2 separate regions of the Mus musculus genome follow, and region 2 is linked to region 1. A link is a loop called in an ENCODE intact Hi-C map of the cell type or tissue named here. Cell type or tissue: left cerebral cortex. All regions are shown on one strand. Links, peaks and the distances in the headings refer to the core of each region. The heading gives the core; the rest is flanking DNA.

What was found. A loop is a pair of places that touch in the nucleus more often than their neighbours do. Peaks named below come from ENCODE experiments on the same cell type or tissue, not always from the same donor. Only the 100,000 strongest peaks of a DNase experiment are listed, where the experiment ranks them.
Region 2: a loop joins it to region 1, with 2.4 times the contacts of the local background. A loop is called at or near these places in 1 of 42 quality-filtered maps.

Annotation. Positions count from the first base shown.
Region 1 is chr12:12,806,113-12,814,245 of GRCm38, forward strand. No RefSeq gene overlaps it. Among named protein-coding and RNA genes, the nearest start is that of Gm35155, 18 kb to the right of the region's middle. In left cerebral cortex, for the core only: no CTCF peak of the experiment used is centred there; DNase peaks (open chromatin) are centred at 2,196, 4,181 and 4,576; H3K27ac peaks cover 384 bases.
Region 2 is chr12:12,862,953-12,871,085 of GRCm38, forward strand. No RefSeq gene overlaps it. Among named protein-coding and RNA genes, the nearest start is that of Gm35155, 39 kb to the left of the region's middle. In left cerebral cortex, for the core only: no CTCF peak of the experiment used is centred there; no DNase peak of the experiment used is centred there.

The DNA.
Region 1 (8,133 bases), core at 1,947-5,946:
AATTAAACCCTGGTCCTTTGGAAGAGCAGCCAATGCTCTTAACCACTGACCCATCTCTCCAGCTCCTTCAGGTCAGAGTTTTAAGAACTGAATGGGATGAGGCACTACGAGCACGAGAGTTGATGGCACAATATTATTTGCAATACTTTAAAAGGCAATGTACAGGGCTGGAGAGATAGCTCAGCAGTTAAGAGTACTGACTGCCTTTCCAAAGGGCCCTGCTTCAAATCCCAGCAACCACAGGGCAGTTTACTCTCACACAGACATGCTTGGAGGCAGACGATCAATGAAAACACACACAAAAAAAGGCAATGCACATAGTGACACAGCTTAGAGAGTCACATTGAAGGTTCAGAGCAGATGCCTTGGGACAGTTGCCTATGGAGAGAGGATCATGGGAATGTGAAAGGGCACTTAAACATAGAGGAACTTAGAACATACTGGCAAGAAGTAACTCTTGAGCTAAAGATGGAGCTCAGCTCTGTACACTGAGGCCCAGACACAGGGAGGAGAATCACATTAACAGAGGCTACAACTGCCTCCTGGGACTTATTCCTTATCTATCTCTCCTTCTAGACCAGTGGTTGGCTAACTCTGACTTATGAGCAGCCAATCCTAGTCTACCATTGTGTCCTGACAGTTTTGTTGCTGCCCAGCTCCAGCCTTGCTTAGCTGTTCCTGTAGCTGCTTTTGCCCTTCCTGTGGCAGAGGCAAGGGGCTGAGAACGAGGCTCTACAGCCTGCAACACTCAGCAATGTTTATGGTCTGACCCTTTACAGAAAACGCCACTAGTGCCTGCCTGTTCCAGACCAGAAGTTCCACAGTGGCAAGAGCCAGCTGGACAAGGGGAAACGAGTTCCTATGAGGGGAATAGACAAGGAAGAATGTAAACACGGGCATCCCTGCGCTGTGCTGAGCGGCTGACCATGAGTGGTAGCCCCCACTCTTCACATACACTGCGGACCCTTTGAGCCCAGGCCTGTATGCCTGTATGCCTGTATGCCTGTATGCCTGTATGCCTGTATGCATGCTTCTCTTCCTCTCCTTCTTCCTCTTCCTCTTCCCCTCCCCCCTCCCCCTTCTTCTTCTTCTGCCTCTTCATCTTAGAACACTTTCTTGACCATGCCTCTTCTCCAATAAGCTGTCCCATGTTTCCTCAATGAGACCTTCGCTGAGTGAGTGTAGGCTTACCCTAGATTCTGTAGACTTTATGTACTTTCCGATGGTGCACATGTGCTCTGGGCATTGTTCCTCCATTGCTCTGCTCTCTTCCCTAAGGCCAAACCTTCACAAGAACATGACCAAGTTCTACCTGACTCTAGGTTGCCAGGTCACAGGGTACAGCCTCCAGCACAGGGCAGATAGTTAGACTGGTTAGGTGGTGTACCCTGAAACTCCATCTTCCCAGAGCATTGGCATTACAGGCTAGTGTCACAACATCCAGATATTTCACATGGGTTCTGGGGAAATCAAACTCAGATCATCATACTTCTGCAGCAAGTCAGGAGGATGAGCCAAAATCATGAGAAGTTGGCCTGCCTGGGATATATAGTAAAACCCTATTCTGAGAAAGCAAGAGAAGAGAAGAAGAAAAGGGAAGAAGTAATAGGAGGTAGATGCCAAAAAAGGCATCTGGAATAACAAGATGTAGATGCTTTTCCCCCCAGGACATGGCTCAGACCTGACTTAGCCACATGAAGACTGTCCACTGAACAACTTGGATCTAGGAGCCAGCCTCAGGCCAAGCCAGCCCCTTCTGACAGTATAATCTATTCCCCACTGTCTTTCTGAGGTGACTTGCCTGCTGCATCTTTCTGGATAGACTCAATACATCCCATTCATAAAGAGAGGCCAGAACAGAAACTCATGGGTATCTAGCCTGTGCAGAGCATGCTCATCTTTTCCTGGATCCTGGAAGACAAGTTTTGACAGATGAAACCTAAAGATTCTGTTCTCTGCAGACCTCTGAGCCCATGAGCTGCTCACCTGTGAGACAACAGCCTACTCTTGTCTGTGAGAAAGACAGTATGAAGACCTGGTTACTGGAAGACTCCTAAAGAGTCCAATATCCAGACAAAATCACACACACCACTTCCTGTGCCCTTGGTCTCATGCTTGACAGCAAAGGATTTCTGGACAACTTTCTCAGCCCACGTTTATTCCTGAGGCAAAGCAGAATGTGATGGACCGCCCACATATGCTAAGCATGAGATGTTACAAGCTTATGATGACTATCCAAGACATTAAGATCCAGCAAAACATATCACTTGCTATCCAAGCTTGCCAGGAAGCACTTAACAGACTGGTGCAGCGGTTGCTGGGACTTCCATTCTAAAGGCACAGCTAGAATGACCGAATCAACAGAACAGAATTTCTTCGTAATAATGGAAACCAAGAGTCTGAAATCAACACATTAGTTGGGTTGGTTTCTCTCCTAAGGCCTTGACCCATAAGCTGTCTTCATTTTTACCCTGGGTATTTATTTGCAAGCACTGTGTGTGTGTGTGTGTGTGTGTGTGTGTGTGTGTGTGTGTGTGTAAGGATATACATGCTCACATCTGTACACATGCACATGTGTCATATGACATTTATATCAGATCTTCCTCAGTCACTCACCATCTTACTTTTTGAGACTAGGTTTCTCTCTCACACTGAGCCTGGAAGTCAGAGATCCAGCCACACTAGCTAGCTGCTGAGCCCTGGAAATCTACTTCCCCAGAGCTATCGGTATTATAGGCTAGTTGGGTCACACTGGTTCTGGGGGATCAAACTTGCATCATCATGACTTGGACAACAAACACTTTATCAACTGAGCCACCACCCAGGTATAGACTCTTATATGGACACCAATTGACCTTAGCCTTCCTAATGCTTCAACCCTCTAATACGATTCCTCATGTTGTGGTGACCCCCAGCCATAAAATTATTTTAACTGCTCCTTCATAACTGTAAATTTTGCTACTGTTATGAATTGTAATACATGTATCTGATATGTAGGATATCTAATATGCGACCCTGTGCAAGGGTCCTTCTATGCACAAAGTGGTGGTGACCCAGAGATTGAGAACCCTGGCTTAGGGTTTGTGTCATTTGAACTATCTTACGTGCATTAAAACCTCATCTCCAGATACAGTCACCTTCTGACTTCCCAGTGGTTAGGCCTGCCAGATGTGGATGGAGGGGACTGAGGTTCAGCTCAGCCACAGTGGCTGGGAAGAGCCTGGGCATGGGGACTAGATGGGAAACGTTAAAATTCTAGCACCCAACTCACTTTAAGAAGATGCGAGGGCAGAGATCCACACCCCTGTAATCAGAGGAGAACGTGATGATACAGCGTCAACCTCTAGGGTCACAGATAGGCTTCTTCTAGAACACCAGGGAGACTTCCTGATGAAGATGCCATCTAACACACTCTCTCACTACATCAGACGCACCAAAGGGCATCTCTCACCCTGGGGCCAGTGAAAGAGTGTCATGGGTTTCCTAAGGAATTGTATGGGTTATTCCGCCAGTCTTGGTTGCGCTCAAGCCACAGCTTCTTAACAGTGTGAACGGAGCAACTCGGTCTGTTCTCTAGGTCTGAGACGCCAGGACCAGGGGATCCTGGTGGACAGTATGAGAACCTATTTGATCGGATCACTGCTTTTTAGACTTGAATGGGCGAGTACAGATATAGCAGCTCTGGTTAACATGCAAATTCTGAACCAGCAGGATAAGGCCTGGGATTCTTCTCTTCTACCCTCCCGTTCTACCTCCCTCCCTCTCCCTCCCTCCCTCCCTTCGTCCCTTCGTTCCTTTGGTCCTTCCTTCCACCTGTATGTAGCCCCAGAATTCCTCCTATGATCCAGACGCTCATTTACACTGCCTCACCAGGCTGAGATCCATATTTCTAAAGAGCCCCTGGCCCAGGTCCTGGGGGTGACCCTTTGAATCAGAAGGGCCTCTGCTGCTTAATCCCCGAAAACATTTCCCCTGAACCAAAGTGAGTATATTTTAAAATTTGACAGACACATGCCGGTGGCCAGGCCACCGGCAAGGTTCCGAAGCCTCTGCGGTCCCAGGCATAGTGAGCCTTTAGTTTTGGATAGGAGCAGGGAGGAAGCTGGGGGTGGGGCAGGCTGGAAGAGAGCCTGGCTGTTTACGCAGGGCAGAGGCGAGTTTCCATGGTTAATAGCTGGCACCAACCTCCGGTGTCTGCCAGCTGCCTGCCCTCCTGGCCCGACAGCACCCAAGGCCAAGGGCAAGCCAAAACAGCCTGGGCAGCGGGTATATCTGACTGCAGCGGGCATTAGAGTCTGCATTGGCAGGAGCAGCCTGCTGGGTAAACATCATTCTGTGATAGGTTTTTTTTTTTTCCCTCTTCAAACAAGCTCTCTTCAGCACTAGCCACATAACCCTCCACAAGGCCTCTCAGTGCTGTTGACACAAAGGCACGAATGGTGTCATTCCAACCCAAAGATAAAAGGGACCCTCCCTCCCGTGGTGGTGGGCACTTCCTCCCGGGAGGAACACCAGCCATCAGGAAATTGACCAGGCCAGTCTGAGCCTCCTCTGAGGCGGAGCTTGGGGTTTTGTTATTTCTAGTGGATTGCTTTCTCCCCAAAGCTCCCCTTGTTTCATGCGGCTCGGTCAGCAGATATGTCAGCGGTAGACAATGGCCTCTTTCTACAGACAATGGTCAGCATGAGGAATGTCGAAGAAGGAAGGGCAGGGCTTCGTGTGGGACAATCTAGCTTTCAGAACCAGTGACCAAGTGGGTGCTGTAGGGAGGGTCCCGCAGTCCCCGGGCAGCCTCTTCAAAGAAGTCATTTATGGGACGGCAGCCCCACAAAAAAAAAAAAAAAGACCACCGTTATTGAGGCTGCTTGCGTGCTGTTCACCTGCATGCCAGAGGAGAATTGTAATACCTGCTCTGTCGGGCTCCAGGAGCACCTGTGACCACAAGCCCTGCGGAGCAGACTTTGTTTAATGAAAAAGCAAACAGCTATTCAGCCCTCCCCTCCAGAGCAGACCGGACCCAACCCTCCAGCCTGGGCCTCCACTGGGCAGTGTCAGAGAGAAGAAAGGACTTATTCACGGCCAAGGTGGAAATGTGCCTTCTCCTGGGGAATTGTGTAACTGTTTTGTAGTGGGATCGACTGCAGTCCTCAAGGTCTTTTGGAGGGGAGGGTATAAAAGAAAAACAGATAAAAGGGCAGAGGCTGGAGCCAGCACTGATTTATTCCCTGCTGAATAACTGTCCTACCAAAAGCCACAGCCCCATTGTCGCATCACCTGGTTGCCGGGCCTCCAGTCCTCTGCAGTGCTTAGGGAATGAAATGATCTCCTCTGCAGTGCTTAGAGAATGAAATGATCGCTCGGCCTGCAGGCATTTCTCTAGCCCAGTGGTTCTCAACCTATGAGTCAAGACCACACTGCGATCACATATTAGATAGTCTGCATATCAGATATTTACATTGTGGTTCATAACAGTAGCAAAATTACAGTTATGAAGTAGCAATGAAACTGCTGTTATGTTTGGGGATCACCGCACCGAGAGGAACTATTTTAAGGGCTCCAGCATTAAGAAGGTGGAGAACCGCTGCCCTAGCACAACACTTGGTAGATCACAGAACGGTGAGTAAAGGATTCTCGAGTGAATGAAATATTTAGGAATCTCTAATTCTTTTCCTCCCAGCATAAACAAGAAAAAAATGTCTTCCACAACGTAATGTTGCCTACGTTGTAAATTGCATCTCTTTTTTAAAAAATTATTGATTTATTATATGTAAATACACTGTAGCTGTCTTCAGACACATCAAAAGAGGACATCAGATCACATTACAGATGGTTGTGAGCCACCATTTAGTTGCTGGGATTTGAACTCAGGACCTTTGGAAGAGCAGTCAGTGCTCTTAACCACTGAGCCATCTCTCTAGTCCATAAACTGCATCTCTTAACTAGCTCTAGTGCTTTTCTAATAACCCCCATAAATCCCCAGTGTTTCCCCTGTCCCCCAACTTCACCCCTGCCACTGCCTATAATGTCTTGAACCAGGAATTGTTGTACAAGCATTAAGCCTTCACCCCAGACATCCCAACCGCCAGTTACCGAAAGACTTCCCCACCCTGGACTTTCTGTAGAGAGCTGTTGAGTCTCTGCCAAAGAATCTCACTTTTAGAGTTGGGTCCTCTTATGAAAAGCTGCCACTCAAGGCTCATGGCCCCATCAGATTACCTGCCACGACTACCTGCATGCGTTCCTGGAAGCAGGGACTGAGTCTGGCTTTCCACCACCTGCCCAGTGAGACTAAGGGGCTGCTCTAGCCTCCATCAACAGAGAATGAGAGGACCAGTGAAGTCCTGGGTAACAAAGCGCTGAAAGCACGATCCAAGAAATCCCTCAGTCCTTGGCAGAGGGACTATTGGTCCTCAACAGTAAGTGAATATTGACTCAATAAATGGGTAGATCTCTATTCATTTGCTAGATAACTTCACATGCATATAATAATAGGTCCCCCACTCATCGACTAGAGGGAATTTCTGAACAGCCATGTCTACCATGAGTCTCTGCTAATGGATGGTTATTAATCCAGGAGGCCACTCTCCAGCCCTTGTTTATCTTTGCCTGGGACCTTGTGCTTTCCTGGGACAATGCCACATTGTTTATAATGCATCAGTTGACATCTGTCTCATTGCCCTGCACTTGCTCTGGGTCTTCTGTTGCTCTCAGAAAGGATGAGCCCTCTAGCTTTACCACTAAATTCCTAGTAAAGATTAAGTCCAAAGGCGCCCACTGGAGTGCTGTTGTAAGGCCAGTGGGCCCCAGACTCTCAACAGCAGCAGCAGCAGCACTAGCAGAGGCAGCGGTGACAGGCAGGACTCATGTGTGTGTGCAGCCTCCCACAGACCCTGGGGCAGCATGGTCCCATCTGTTTCCCAGTTCTAGGTCAAATCAAGCTGAGAAAGGATCAGGCTTCACGTGACCTGAGATGGCTGGAGCATCTGGCTTCTCCCTCCCCTCCCCCACCCTCGGAAACAAGCTGCCTCCATTCCACTCTGTGGCCTCCAGGGATGCCATGCTTCCTTGTGACAATGAGCTTCGATGAAGTGTGACCCAATAGAAACCACAAGACAGACGCCACTTCCTTGAATCCCAGTCCAGTCACTTAGCTGTTGGACTTTGGATAATTACCCCATTGCCCTGTGCTCATTTAAATTTTTTTCCTATTGCTTACTCTGTAATATTGTTTTTAAAAAAAAAGTGGGGGAGATCTGATGGCCATTAGATTCAGCACATGGCAGATATTACAAATCTTCTTTGTTCCGCCTCCTAGCACAAGGAGGGGCACTATTTGGAGTGAAAGACCTTCAGCACTCCAGGAGTCAGGCCTGTGCTTTTTGATAACCCCCTCTGCTTACAAGAGAAAGGGCAGTGTGTCTAGGGTGGGATAGCCTTGGTTAGGGTGGGATAGCCTTGGCATTCCTTTTCTAAGGCATTTTCATCTCCAAACTGCATCAGCCATGTCCGCTCCTGTAGGACACAGTTCTTATGAACGGACATGTTGCTATGAATCTTTAGTTAACAAAACACCAGCAAAGCCTGCATTTGTAGATTCAGCTCTGTCTGCCCTTGTTTTCAAATCTCACAATAGAAATGCGGCTAAAAACGTATGTCAAAGCCTGGTGAAGAAGAGGAACATGAGGAGGTTTGACATGGAACCATGGGGTGGGCATTGTTGAAAGAAGCCGTATCTCAGGGATTCGTATTCTTGGGGAAATGTCATACCCTTTCACTGCTGAGCAGCTCGCTGCCTCTCCAGAACTCAAAGCCCACGAGACCTGTGTGCATTGACCCCCCTCTCCCCATGCCTGAAACGCAGGCCTATGTAAGTAGCCTGCCCCTTTTTCCAGCACCCACAACCCTGGGACCTGTGGCATGCTGAGATTTTCAAGTCAGTCTTTGCATAGAACCTCAGGGTCTTCATCGGTGGTTTCCTGTTGCTATAAGCACTCTGACTTTGTATTAAATCAAGAGTAGTACAATTCCAAAGAGACCTAGACTGCACTGTGAGGCTCTGAAACTTGTACAAGCTTCTCTGAGTGATTTCTTCTATCTTTCTGCATTAGTCCTATATATTCATTAGTCCTCAGG
Region 2 (8,133 bases), core at 2,493-6,492, 57 kb after region 1:
GCTGCTGTGCAGGCTGCTCTACCACTTGGACCATATGACCCAGCAGATCCGATGGTACTTGAGGTGTCTGTGGCTGATAGAGATGCTGTTTGGAGCCTCTGGCAGGCCCCTGTAGGTGATTTTGGAGCAAAGCTCTACCATCATCTGCAGACAACTATTCTCCCTTTGAAAAACAGCTCTTGGCCTGCTATTGGGCCTTAGTGGATGAGCTGGGTACTATCAGACCCTGCAAGTCATAAAGTGGGACGTGCACAGCAGCAGTCTATTATCAAATGGAAGTGGTATATACGTGATCGGGCCAGAGCAGGTCCTGAAGGCACAAGCAAGTTACATGAAGAAGTTGCTCAAATGCCTATGGTTTCTACTCCTGTTACAATGCCATCTGCTGCCAAGCATGCACCTATAGCCTCATGGGGTGTTCCCTATGATCAACTGACCGAAGAGGAGAAGACTAGAGCCTGGTTTACTGATGGCTCTGCACGTTATGCAGGCACCACCCAGAAGTGGACAGCTGCAGCATTACAACCCCTTTCTGGGACAACCTTGAAAGACACAGGTGAAGGGAAATCTTCACAGTGGGCAGAACTTCGGGCAGTACACATGGTATTACAGTTTGTTTGCAAGAAGAAATGGCCAGATGTACGATTATACACTGATTCATGGGCTGTAGCCAATGGATTGGCTGGATGGTCAGGGACTTGGAAAGATCACAATTGGAAAATTGGTGAGAAAGACATCTGGGGAAGAAGTATGTGGATAGATCTCTCCAAATGGGCAAAGGATGTGAAGATATTTGTGTCCCATGTAAATGCTCACCAAAAGGTGACTTCAGCTGAGGAGGAGTTCAATAATCAAGTGGATAAGATGACCCGTTCTGTGGACAATCAGCCTCTCTCCCCAGCCATCCCTGTCATTGCTCAATGGGCACATGAACAAAGTGGCCATGGTGGTCGAGATGGAGGTTATGCTTGGGCTCAGCAACATGGGCTTCCACTCACCAAAGCTGACCTGGCTACAGCTGCTGCTGATTGCCAGATCTGCCAACAGCAGAAACCAACACTGAGTCCCAGATATGGCACCATTCCTCGAGGTGACCAGCCAGCAACCTGGTGGCAGGTTGACTACATTGGACCACTTCCTTCGTGGAAAGGACAGCGTTTTGTTCTTACTGGAGTAGATACTTATTCTGGTTATGGATTTGCCTTTCCTGCACGTAATGCCTCTGCTAAAACCACCATTCATGGATTGACAGAATGCCTCATCTATCGCCATGGTATTCCACACAGTATTGCTTCTGACCAAGGAACTCATTTCACAGCCAGAGAAGTACGACAGTGGGCCCACGATCATGGAATTCACTGGTCTTACCACATTCCCCATCATCCTGAAGCAGCTGGTCTGATAGAAAGATGGAATGGCCTTTTGAAGACGCAGTTACAGCGCCAATTAGGTGGTAACAGCTTGGAAGGCTGGGGTAGAGTTCTTCAGAAGGCAGTATATGCTTTGAATCAGCGCTCGATATATGGTACAGTTTCACCCATAGCCAGGATTCATGGGTCCAGGAATCAAGGGGTGGAAAATGGAATAGTTCCACTTACTATCACTCCTAGTGACCCTCTAGGAAAATTTTTGCTTCCTGTCCCCATAACTCTAGGTTCTGCTGGCCTAGAAGTTTTGGCTCCAGAGAGGGGAGTGCTCCTACCAGGAGCTACAACAAACATTCCATTGAACTGGAAGCTCAGACTTCCCCCTGGTCATTTTGGGCTTCTAATGCCCTTACACCAACAGGCTAAAAAAGGAATAACAGTGTTAGGAGGGGTGATAGATCCAGATTACCATGGGGAAATTGGATTACCTCTTCACAATGGTGGTAAGCAAGATTATGTCTGGAGTGTAGGAGATCCCTTAGGGCGTCTCTTAGTACTACCATGTCCTGTGATTAAAGTCAATGGGAAACTACAACAGCCTAATCCAAGCAGGATGACAAAGGACACAGACCCATCAGGAATGAAGGTATGGGTCAATCCTCCAGGAAAAGAGCCAAGACCTGCTGAGGTGCTGGCTGAAGGAGAAGGAAATACAGAATGGGTAGTAGAGGAAGGTAGTTATGAATACCAATTAAGGCCACGTAACCAGTTGCAGAAACGAGGATTATAAAGTAATATGAATGCCCCATTGTAAATTTACAAATGCGTTTGCAATTGTACGAGGAATAGTTATATCATGTTAGGCGTATTTACAACCTTGTTATTGTTTCATGTGAACATGAGATATTATTTGTGTCAAGTTGACAAGGGGTGGATTGTAGTGGCTATTCCTGGTTGTCAACTTGACAATATTTGGAATGAACTACAATCCGGAATTGGAAGGCTCACCAGTGACCCTTATCTGGAGGCTTGGAGATCCTTATCTGGATCTTGGTTTGAAGATCTTGAGCCATAGTGGCTATGGATTCCAGAAGATTGAATCTCCGAGTTTAAGGAACACACCTTTAATCTGGGCTATGCCTTTCATCTGGGATTAAAGGTGTGGTGGAACACACCTTTAATCTGGGCTCCACCTTCTGCTGGAGACAATATAAGGACATTGGAAGAAGGGAGTCTAGCTCTTGCTCTTGCTCCTTTGCCTGCTTGCTGCGTGAGACTGAGTAACTGCTAGATCCTTGGACTTCCATTCACAGCTGCGACTGAACAATTGTTGGGAATTCGGCTGCCGACTGTAAGTCATCAATAAATTCCTTTACTATTTAGAGATTATCCATAAGTTCTGTGACTCTAGAGAACCCTGACTAATACAGTCGGTATGTGTGTATATATATGCATACATAATCAGATGTTCATATGTGGAAACTAGAGGTTAACATGCAATTATTCAATTACTTTCTATTTTGAAAAAGGGTCTTTCACTTTGAGACTGGCTGACCAAGATGCTTCAGGGATCCTCCTGTCTTATCTCTTTGGCTTAGGGATTAAATGCACGTGCCACTTCTGGCTTTGTCCTCATATTATCATTACATCTATTTATATCTTTATCTGTCTATCTGTCTATCTATCTATCTATCTATCTATCTATGTTGTATGTGCATAAGGGGTGGATATATACACATCATGATCAGAGGACAACTTCCAGAGAGTACGTTCTGCTATGATGTGGGGACAGGGGATTGGTCTCAGGTTGTCAGGCTAGGCAGGCAGCAAGCATCCCATTCGCCCCACATCTGGCTTTGTACATACTGGGGATTGCCTCTTAGGTTCTCATACTGTGTTTACTGACTAAGCAATCTCTACAGTCCCCAAACCTTTAGTTTTTTTTTTTTTTTTTTAAAATCAGGGCCTGTTCTTAGCTCTGTCTACCATTAACTCATCTAATTGTCAGTGCAATTTCATTAAAACAGGAATTATCACTCTCCTCCTTCTCACATAGGGAACTGAGGTGCAGAGACGTTGTTAAATCCCATGTCTGGGATCACACAGCTGAGAGCTGCAGAACCTTATCTGTTTCCTGAGTCTGAGTATGTGAACTCTTGTTATCCTGCCCCTATTACTATCTATTTGATAACCAAACTGCCGCTGAATGTCATACAGTAATCCATTCAAAGTCCCACAGAACACGTAGTCATGTCCCACTTCAAATCCTGGTTCCTACTCTTCTCATATTCCCAGCTGGACACTGAGATTTGGCAGCTGAAGCCACATATTCAGTATCGTCTCCATCCCCTAAGCCTGCCGAGGTGCAGAGAACACAGTAGCTGCTTCATAAACGGCTGTAAAAGCGGAGATTGCAAGATTGCTCCAAACCCGTGGAGGCCGATCAGTTTCCAGTACATACGGTATTTACAGTCAGGCTCACCACCTGCCAGAAGTTGTTCTTTAATAATAAGATTAGAATGATTTGCAATTAACACATCAAAGCACCAGCTGACAGCGCCCAACTCCCTGCTCATTAATGGAGGCTCCTTCTTTATACAGCAATGAGAGCCTTGCAGTTGGTAAAGCGCTCGTGTAAATTGGTAAACAATGGTAATAATGATTTTAATAATTGTATTAGTGTGTTGTCATGATAACAAGCGTATTGTGATGGAGGAGGAGCAGCCCCCCCCCCACACACACCGTGGGAAAAGCCCCACTATCGGATTCTACTTCCTTTCTTCTATCTTTCTTTTTTTCCTCCTCCCAAATGCTGCCTGATTCAGAAGGAGTTTCAGAAACCCAATGTCTGTGTCACTTTCATTTCTGCAGCCATTGTCATGGTGTTCAGGAGAGGGCACGAGTTCTGGGGTAGTTTGCTCTCCTGTTCTCCTCCATCTCTGCACACCAGCCACTGGGATGTCTCTGCTCATTGAAAACTTGCGATCTCAGCTAGGATGCTCTTGTCTGTATGCTTGACATGGCTCTCGCTCACTCTCTATTGCTCTGTGTATGCACGTGTGTACATATGTGCGTGTATGTGTTCATGCTGATGTATGTTGTGTGAGTCAGAAGTCAAAACTTTGGCTGTATTTCCTCAGATGCCATCCCCCTTTCTTTAGAGACAGGGTCTCATGTTGGCTCGGAGATTGGCTGCGCGTAGGCTCAGTAGACTGGACGGCAAGCCCCAGGAATCTCCTAAGTGAGTTTGCATACATGAGTGAGCTCTGGCTCTACATGCTTGTATTATCATGCCTCATATTTTAAAACGGGTCTTAGAGCTGAGACTGGGGACCTCACTGACTCAACCCTCACTCCAGCCCACACCACAGCTTATCAAGTGTGTCTTTTCTGCATTTCCTTCAAGGCACTTGTCATCCCCAGAATGAAGCAGATGGGGACCTGGTGGAATGCCCTTAGAGGGAAATGTCCTTACCAGGTGTCCTCGTTTGCTTTCAATTACTGCTATAAACACCACAGCCAAAAGGGACTTGGGGAGGGAAGGGTTTATTTCACCTTACAGCTTCCAGTCCGTCACAGAGGGCAGTCAGGGCAAGATCTCAAGATAGGAAACTGGAGGCAGAAAATTCAGAAGAGACCATGGTTAATTTCTTGCTCCTCCTGGTTGGTTCAGCTACCTTTCTAATACAACCCGGGACTACCAACCCACTCATGGCACCATTCACAGTGGCCTGGTCCCTCCCACATTAATCACTCATTAATCAAGAAGACACCCCCTAGGCTTGCCTATATGACAATCTCATAGGGACCTTTTCTCCTTGAGTTTCTCTCTTCTTAGATGACCTGAGCTGTGTCAACCAGCACCACATGTCTCCTGGGGTTCAGATGAAACTCTCTGCTTTTGTTTCATTGCTTTAAGGAGACGCTATCCCAGGATGGTCTTGAACTCACAGAGCTTTCTTCCTCAGCCTCCTAAGTGCTAGGATGACAGGTATGTACCACTAAGCTCATCTGGGAATCCTTGCCTATAGAGATAGATTATAGGGAATCCTTTCTGGGTCTCAGTGAGAGAAGAATTAACTCCTGGCGAGGCTCTTTGTGAAGGTGACCTAACCTCACTAACTGTCTGCCACTCAGATGTATGTTTCAAACATAAAGCTTCTGGCTGCATGACATCTGAGAGCTATTTCACCTCACTGACCTTAGTTTCTTCATCTATAAAATGGGGATGAAAACATATTCCTCAGGGCTTCCTGGCCATTATGTGAAATAACATATTTGAAGAGCTTAAAACCCATAGACAGATGCTCGACAGACTTAGTTATTACTGTTATCATCATCATTATCATCATCACTTTCTCCCTTTGGCCCAGTGCAAGTGTTTTCTGGTTTAATCAGCATATATGAAATATCTCAGTCTCTGCAATCTGGGTGGGTCCTATATTTCAGGTGTTCTCGAGTCTCCGAGTTTCATCCTTGTAATTGCCATTGATGTTTAAAACAGGATCTCACATCCCACAGATTCCACATGGCACTGGGATTTGCCTAATTCCATATGGAAGGAGTTTATTAAAGGCGGTTTTACACTTGTGCTCATCTCGTCGTGGCCTCCGAGTGCAAGAATTACAGGTGTGTACATCATACCCAGTTGTGTGGTATGGGAGATGAAATGCAGCACTTTGTATGAGCCAGGCAGGCATCCTACCAACTGAGCATATCCTCAGCACCGCTCCTGAACACTTTAAAAAATGCATCTATTAAGAGAGAGATTTTAATATAGAGAGAGTTTAATCACGAGGAATATGAGAAGGCACTCAGAAAGATAAATCATGGGTCTGAGCTTATCAAAGACAGGCCACCAAGTTTTTTTTTTTGTGTGTGTGTGTTTCCATGTTCGTTTTGATTGGCATTTTAACTATGGTGGAACAGGTTATCAAACTGCTCATGCACATTATCTGATGAATTTTCAATTCAACAAACATCCTGTGAGCTTATCCCAGAGTCTTTAGGATATGCATACATATATACATTCATACATACATACATACATACATACATACATACATACATACACAGTCTATTCCTTATACATAGGAAAACTGCATCACAGCACGATACCTACCTTTAACCAAGTTTAAAGGAAATTTCTTTCACTCACTCATGGAGAGAAGAAATCAATTCCATCCGAAGGGAGATTTGGATTTTCAAACCGAGCCTGCTCCTTCTAAAGCTGCCTGCTGCCAGCAAACTTGAACTAGAATCCTGAAAGACTGGACTGAGAAAGCATCCCTGTGACCTTCAGGTCCTTGATGTCCCCTTCATAGAAGTGGAAACAGGTGTTCAAGGAAAGAGGAGAGTTGCCACATAGCATCATGGTGACTTTGGGGGAATGAAAGAAGACTTTCTTTCTTAGCTAGTGAGAAGAAAGAGTTTGGGGCTTCTCGCTGGGAGAAGTGTCCTACAGGCCCAAGAGCAAGGCTCTACAGACATGGATGGTTACCAAACTTTTCTGACCTCGGTCCCCAAGTGCATCAGCATTTAGGACTTAATTAAATTTAACCTAGGGCTTTGAAGATATAGCTCAGTGGAGTTCTTGCCTAGCACAAACAAAAGGCGCTGGGTTCATTTTCCAGTACTGCAAAAATAAATTAAGAAAAAACTTTGTAGAACCCTGAAAATATGCTCTCAATTCAGAATAAGTCCATTTAAAAATACATTTTAAAAAAAAAAAAGTCAGGGGTGGGGTGGCACGGGGTGGTGGCACGTGAAGGAGTTGGCTCAGTCAGTAAAATGCTTTCCCTGCAGGCATGAGGATCTGAGTTTGAGTCTCATGAGTCTGTGTAGAGAAAGCCAAGCATGGTCACATGTGTTTGTAAACTTGGCACTAGGAAGGCAGAGATACACAGATCCAAGTTCCGGTGAGAAACCTGTCACAAAGGGTGAGCCACCTCTAAAGAAGGACATCTGAGCTCACCCTTTGGCCTCCACACACAGGCAAACACGGTGCACATGCATCACACACAGATGACTGTGTCCACATATGCATACAAACATATGAAACAAAGGTTGCTAGCATCTATCAAATAAAATATAGCATGTCTTTCATGGGATTGTAGCTCTGGTCAAGCTGAGAGGGATTCTGAAAACAGGTGCACAGGGATCCGTGGCTTGTCTGAAGTTATCCTTGTGGGGAGATCTGTCAGCCTCTGCTGAAGCCCCCACACGTCTTTGCTCTGCCAAGGCATCTTTGTTTCCTCCTCTTCCTCCTCCTCCTTCTCTTCTTCTTCCTCCTCCTCTTCCTCCTCCTCCTCGTCTTCTTCATCCTCCTCTTCTTCGTTTGCTGTGCTTTGTCTGGGGTTTTGCAATTGTTCTAAAAAGCACAACTCACCCCCAGAATTCACATCCACACTGTGGAGAACTGGAACAGCATCAGTAAAGAAATTCTTATGTATATATGTGTGTGTGTAGGCATGTATGTGCAGATATGTACATGTTCATGCATGTGTCCATAGGTGCACATATATGTGTGTGCATATGACAATCAGAGATCAAACCCAACAGGAATTCCTTTTCTTTTTTGTTTCCATTGTATGTGCTTTGGTATTTTGCCTGCATGCATGTCTGTGTGAGATTCCCTGGTATTGAAATTACAGACAGATGTGATCTGGCATGTGGGTGCTGGGAATTGAACCTGGATCCTCTGAAAGAACAGCCAGTGCTCTTAACCCCTGAGCCATCTCTTCAGCAACACCCCACTACATAAATT